Linked DNA regions of Homo sapiens: region 1 is linked to region 2. A link is an interaction called in ENCODE POLR2A ChIA-PET data of the cell type or tissue named here. Cell type or tissue: OCI-LY7. All regions are shown on one strand. Each heading gives the region's core, and the rest is flanking DNA. Links, peaks and the distances in the headings are about the cores only. Region 1 overlaps SNHG14 (small nucleolar RNA host gene 14). Region 2 holds the start of LOC124903448 (a long non-coding RNA gene).

What was found. ChIA-PET counts read pairs that join two places held together with the same protein. Peaks named below come from ENCODE experiments on the same cell type or tissue, not always from the same donor. Only the 100,000 strongest peaks of a DNase experiment are listed, where the experiment ranks them.
Region 1: POLR2A ChIA-PET joins it to region 2 with 5 read pairs; 2 of 35 experiments call an interaction of 5 or more read pairs at or near these places.

The regions. Positions count from the first base shown.
Region 1 is chr15:25,328,366-25,331,283 of GRCh38, reverse strand. All of the region lies in intron 146 of SNHG14 (small nucleolar RNA host gene 14), which reads right to left. Among named protein-coding and RNA genes, the nearest start is that of SNORD109B, 51 kb to the right of the region's middle. In OCI-LY7, for the core only: no CTCF peak of the experiment used is centred there; a DNase peak (open chromatin) is centred at 1,363; H3K4me3 peaks cover 1,066 bases; H3K27ac peaks cover 1,728 bases.
Region 2 is chr15:25,635,472-25,638,389 of GRCh38, reverse strand. LOC124903448 (a long non-coding RNA gene) reads right to left here and starts at 1,938. Exons shown (of 2, transcript XR_007064543.1): 1 at 1,706-1,938. In OCI-LY7, for the core only: no CTCF peak of the experiment used is centred there; no DNase peak of the experiment used is centred there.

The sequences.
Region 1 (2,918 bases), core at 105-2,604, 310 kb after region 2:
TGGGACTACAGGCGCCCGCCACCACGCCCGGCTAATTTTTTTGTATTTTTAGTAGAGACGGAGTTTCACCGTGTTAGCCAGAATGGTCTCAATCTCCTGACCTCATGATCTGCCCACCTCGGCCTTCCAAAGTGCTGGGATTATAGGCGTGAGCCACCGCTCCCAGCCTCTTACTGTAACTTTTAAGAAGGGCATATATCTACGTAGTGTCATCACCATAAAGATAAATCAACCAAGTGAAAATATTTTGAAACTTTGGAAATGTATAAACTCCAAAATCATCATCAGTTACATCATCAATTATGTCCCTAAAGATCCCATCACTCTGCCTCACACTGGGGTCTTGCCTACTTCTCTGTTCCAAAAGGGCACAGTAGTGGTATCAAATCTGTTTCTTGAGGCAAATGAAGTACCTTGCTCCAAAATAATCACCCACAGCAGGCAGATAACCTCCAAGTGCTTCAAGCTGAGATTGAGCAGGAGGATCCCAGCTCATCACAACTGGGTGGTAAATATACACTTGGGCCCAAATGGAAGGAAATGCATTACCCTACAATGCATACCCAACATGCTTGCATCCAGGCCCCAAATCCAGCAAAACAATGCTATTCCCCTTCAACATGTGTTAACGGAACTGAGATATTTTTCCAATTTAAATTGTGTTCCCCAAAGTCTTCATTATTCTCTAGTGCCTATTACAATCTGTGTTTTTATGTTTACTTCATGACTGCCTAGTTCCCTCCTGAAATTTTAAGCCTCGTGAGAGTAAGAACTATCTGTTTTCTTTACTCCACTGTCCTGTACATACATACTTGTTGAATGAATGTATGAATGCCACCGTGATTGCAAAGTCCAAGGGAAATGATGTTGATTCACTGCACACTGTACAGGAGGGTGTCAACCAGACTTCCAGATTTCTACAGAAATTACCAGTAAAGGGTAGTATAAGAATGGTTCCTGCATGTGAAAAATGATCTTGGATGGAGCTGTTGTGGCATTCACCTGCTCCTCATACTCTCCTGCCACTGTGCAGGGACAGCACAACCCCCGTGCTGCTTTCTTGAGTGTAGCTCATTTCAGAAAAGCAGTAAAAGGAAAACCCACTTGTTTGCTTTATGTTCCTAAGAAGGTGGTGAGTAAATCAATCACGTTATCCTAAGAAGTGACTTGAATTTTATGAAGGCTCCTTTGTTTCCATTGCACTCCTTTCTACCCATCTCTACTCCCACCTCCACCCCCACCCTCAAATCATGCTTATAATTTCCATTATTCAATTAAGGGTGGCTTTTTTCTCATCACAAACATCTGTGTGCTTTAAATAGCTTCTACATAACCGAAGTGGAAGTAGTCATGTAGAACAGCACATGGCCACTCCAGGGGACATGAGAAGCCTCTGCCTAAAGGTAGTTCTCCCTTCTGTCATCTGATCTCACACATGGCACTGCAAACCTGCAGTTATTTAGCCATGTGCTTTGTGACATTGATTTCACTTCCTTGGGTTATTCTTACCGTCTTTAGGAACTTAAATATTTAAGAAATAAACAAATACTATTCAAAGAGAGCTGTACCATTATTATATGCATTTAAGTGAAAAACTACCACTTCCCATATATATTTATCTCATGACCACCTAATTGATAAAAACATGTTAACTGTTATCTTATATTGCCTCAGGGAAAAAGTCTGAATGTTGATTGGAGGCACTGCAGGATAGCCATTCGATACCTGCTTTTGTGACAATAAACTAAAGCATTGGATTTTGGTGGATTAGGGATAAAAATGGCTTGACAGATCATCTTGTCCAGCCCTCAGTATATAGATGAGAAGACTTAGGTCTCAAGCTCTGAAGCGCTTTGCTCAGGATCGCTGGCCATTTCATATATGTAACAAGCTCCCACTTCATGCTCATTTCACAGTAGCGTGTCACTTTCAGGTCAGCTTCCTTCAGTGGGCGTTGTCTTTGCTTAATTAAATGTCAGGAGGTCCCCCCAGAAGGCTTGACTCAGGGAAGGAGGGCAGACCCTCCCAGTTCTCTCACTGACTAGCTTTCGTTTGTTGGATTGTTTTTACTGATAAAAAAGTTCAGAAATTAGAGCCAGGTTCCTGTTCACGTTCCCTACCCAAGCCCCTGAAGAAGCAAATTGGTGAATGTTCCCCAAATTCTTTTACTCTCTAGTATACAGTAAGCAGTACTGCCAAAAAGTTTCCCAAAGTCATGTTCCTCTTAGATATTTTTCCTTGAAAACTGTTGTCTGGCATGGAGATCCAACCTGTGTGGAAAGTTCCAGATGCCCTGGTCCTAGCTTCACCTGCCCTGCTTTTGCTTCCTGTTCTCACTGCTTGTCTCCAGGTTTCCATTTGAAGGCTTGCAGTGCTACTGTGCCCTTACTGTTAAATCCTGCCTTGCTTGCCATGTTTTATAGACAAGGAAAGCATTTTCTACCAGAGCTCAGGAGCAGCCTTGAGGTCAGGGGTAACGTTTTTCATTGGTAAGTATTCAGTAGTTGCTGAATGACAATTGGGTGGAAAGGGGAGGGGTGCCTTAGAAAAAATGTCTGTTCTTTGTGGTAATGAAATTGCTTCCAATTTATTTTCTGATCTCTTTGAGAACTATTTCCTGTCGTCTTCCCGCACCATGCATTCTGATTTCTGGGGCATTCAGTGCTCCCTCCCTTCCTTTATTCAAGGGGCTCTTGGAAAAGAAATCTCTGAAGAAAAAATGTGTGGGCAGTGGGAGACTTCTCATTCTCTCCACCAAATACTTAGCCCTTTCATTCATGAGAAACCCCTGCTTTAGGATGGTGTGGATCTGAGTCAGCAGGGCTGGGTTCATTTGTATATACTCCAGGTTGTGGAGGTTGTTCCTGGGTCTTGGCCTTTCATTTTGGGAGTGCTCCACACTTCTGTCTCCATATACT
Region 2 (2,918 bases), core at 125-2,624:
ATAACAAAGACTGGAGAATTCCATTGGGAAAATGTTGGAGCTATGTGTCCTTTTCCTAATTGTTCAGTAAAAATTAGAAGTCCTCTAAAGCCTCTAGTTTCTCTTTAGTCAGTGGCCATCGTTCTATCCAAATTGGCTTATCTGTTAACCATTGTAACGGTATAGGTTCTGGAGGCTTACCAATAGCCGCCATCAAAAATGATATCCTAAACCCTGACGAGAATTCTGTCCTTCCACTTGGAGTAGTTTCTTTAACCCTTGTAAATTTTTTCCTAATCCCGTGCCAGGCACATTCCCCATCTCTTGCATCATATGCTGAATTTGAGGGCTATATAATTGTTCTGGAATTAACACTTGTGCTCTCCATTGCTGTAATAAATCTCTTCCCCATAAATTTATAGGTACAGAAGTTACAATTGGTTGAATAGTCCCAGATTGTCCATCGGACCCTTCACAATGCAAAATATAACTACTGTGATATACTTCAGGGGCTTTACCAACTCCAACTCTGTTAAATTGAGAGGGTTGAATTGGCCACGTGGACGGCCAGTGCTGTAGAGAAATGATTGAAATGTCCGCTCCTGTATGTACCAAACCTTTAAATTTCTTTCCCTGAATAGTTATTTCACAGGTAGGATGTTTATCAGGAATTTGATTCACCCAATAAGCTGCTTTACCTTCTTTATTTGTGCTTCCAAATCCTCCTGTTCATTTAATTTCACTTTTCCCCATTTCCACATACGGCACAATCAGGAGCTGCACTATGCGATCTCCTGGCTCTGCTTTCCAGGGAACAGAAGTAGATATAACAATTTCGATTTCCCCATTGTAATCTGAATCAATGGCTCCTGTTTGTACTTGTGCTCCTTTTAAATTTAAATTAGACCTACCTAGAAGTAATCCTACCATCCCCGCTGGCAACATCTGACTGGAGACAGCAACATCCTTTAACAGTCCCATTACAAAAGGAGAACCTGGTCCATATTGATTAATAACTTGTTTAAATTCTTTAAGTAATTTAAGAGGAAAAGTCTCAAACATAGCTATAATATTCCCCTGTTGATCAGGTGGATGTATTCTAACAGGGAACTGCCAAGCATCCATACCACCCTCTTGTCTAGCTTGCTGGATTCCTGCCTGAATAGAACTGAGAGAGGTCACTCGAGGCGCTGCTTGAACGGTCACCAGGGCAGCTACTTTTTGCCCCCGTCCTCCAGAAAAGAAAGATCTGGAGGGTCAGGCCACTCTTCTTCAAAATAATGGGGGGTGCAGAGGGGTAGGGACAAACTTCTCCCTCCTTTGCCGCTTTAGCTGGCAAGCAAACCTGCTCTGTCACCTCTTCTGTTACTTCATTACACTCTTCTTCTTCCTCTGATTCCTCCTCATCATCATCTGTGTGGAAAGATTCCAAGGTGGAGCAAACCAGAGCCCACACTGACCAGACAGTTACAGGAATATCCTCAGCACCATCCTTATATGCCTTTTTCAGTGTGCCGCCTATCTTTTCCCAGACCTCTACATTCATAGTTCCTCAGTCCAGAAACCAGGGGCAATATTTCTCTACTGCACTAAAAAGCTGCATAAGTGCTAACCTTCACTCCTCCTTTTCTGAGGAGATGCTGAAGCCGACTCAAATAAGCCTCTTGTCTGCTCGACCCTTGCCCCATTGTTACCCTGATGCTTCCAAGCTCCCCTTCTTACTCACCACGGGGATTGCTTAAGAGTACTCGGGTGTTCTCCAGCTTACTTCCAGGTTCTCCAACCACCGCTCCAGCGACTCTTCATCCTGGGTTCAAGCCCCCATGTTGAGCACCGCTTGCTGAGACCAGCTCAGTCGTGGAGACCCTAACCCAGCAGCGCTAGAGGAATTAAGACAAAGACACAGAAATAGAGTGCAGAGTGGGAATCAGGGGGCTGACAGCCTTCAAAACTGAGAGCCACGAACAGATGTTGACCCACACATTTATTGACAGAAAGCCAGTGATAAGCATAGTTTCTACAGATTATAGATTAACTAAAAGCATTCCTAGTGAGGAGCAGAGAAACAGGCCCTGGCTGATTATCTGCAGCAAAAGCATGTTGTTAAGGCACAGGCCGCTTCTGCTATTGTTTGTGATTTGAGCAGTTTTCCACTCTGGGTGGGCCAGGTTTTCCTTGTCCCGCTCCAGTAAACCAACAACTTTTAGCAGTGTGCGTGATAGCCATCACGAGCATGTCACATTGCTGCAGAAATGCTGTTTATGGCCAGTTTCTTTAAGGCCTGTTCATGACAGGCTTAGGGCTTGCTACCAGCAGATCTCTAACAACAGTTTTGGTGAATTCAGTTCATGTAGACAACTTGATGCTAGTCTAAGGAAAGGAGGGTCAGGAAAGGATGGCAACGAACCAACAAACCTCAATAAAGCAGCAATGCCCCTAGAACCCTGCAGGATGTGGCACGCACAGGTGCCACCCTTACAAAGGCCCAGCCCAAAGGAGCAAAGCAGGCAACCTGAAGGGCCAGCCTGGCAGAAACCTGCACCCCAGGCTGCAGAACAAAGAGGGGCAGAGAGAAAGTCTTTTCCAGAGCACAAGGAGGCAGCCTGAGTTGCTGCACAAAAAGCTCTTTCCCTTCCTGGCTGATTTCCAAGTATAGCATGGCAGAAACAGAGGTGCACATTTCTTTCTTGTTCTATTTTTTTTAAATAGTTTTCAATTTTTATTTTTGTAAAAACGGGGATCTCACTATGTTGCCCAGGCTGGTCTTGAACTCCTGGTCTCGAGTGATCCTCCCACCCTGGCCCCCCAAAATGCTAGGGTTCCAGGTGTGAGCCACCACACCTAACCCCTCTATTATTTTTAAGAATGAAAATATAAGGTAGAACTTTGTCATGGGTTGAATTCATTACCCCCATTCATATATTGAAGTTCTATAGCCA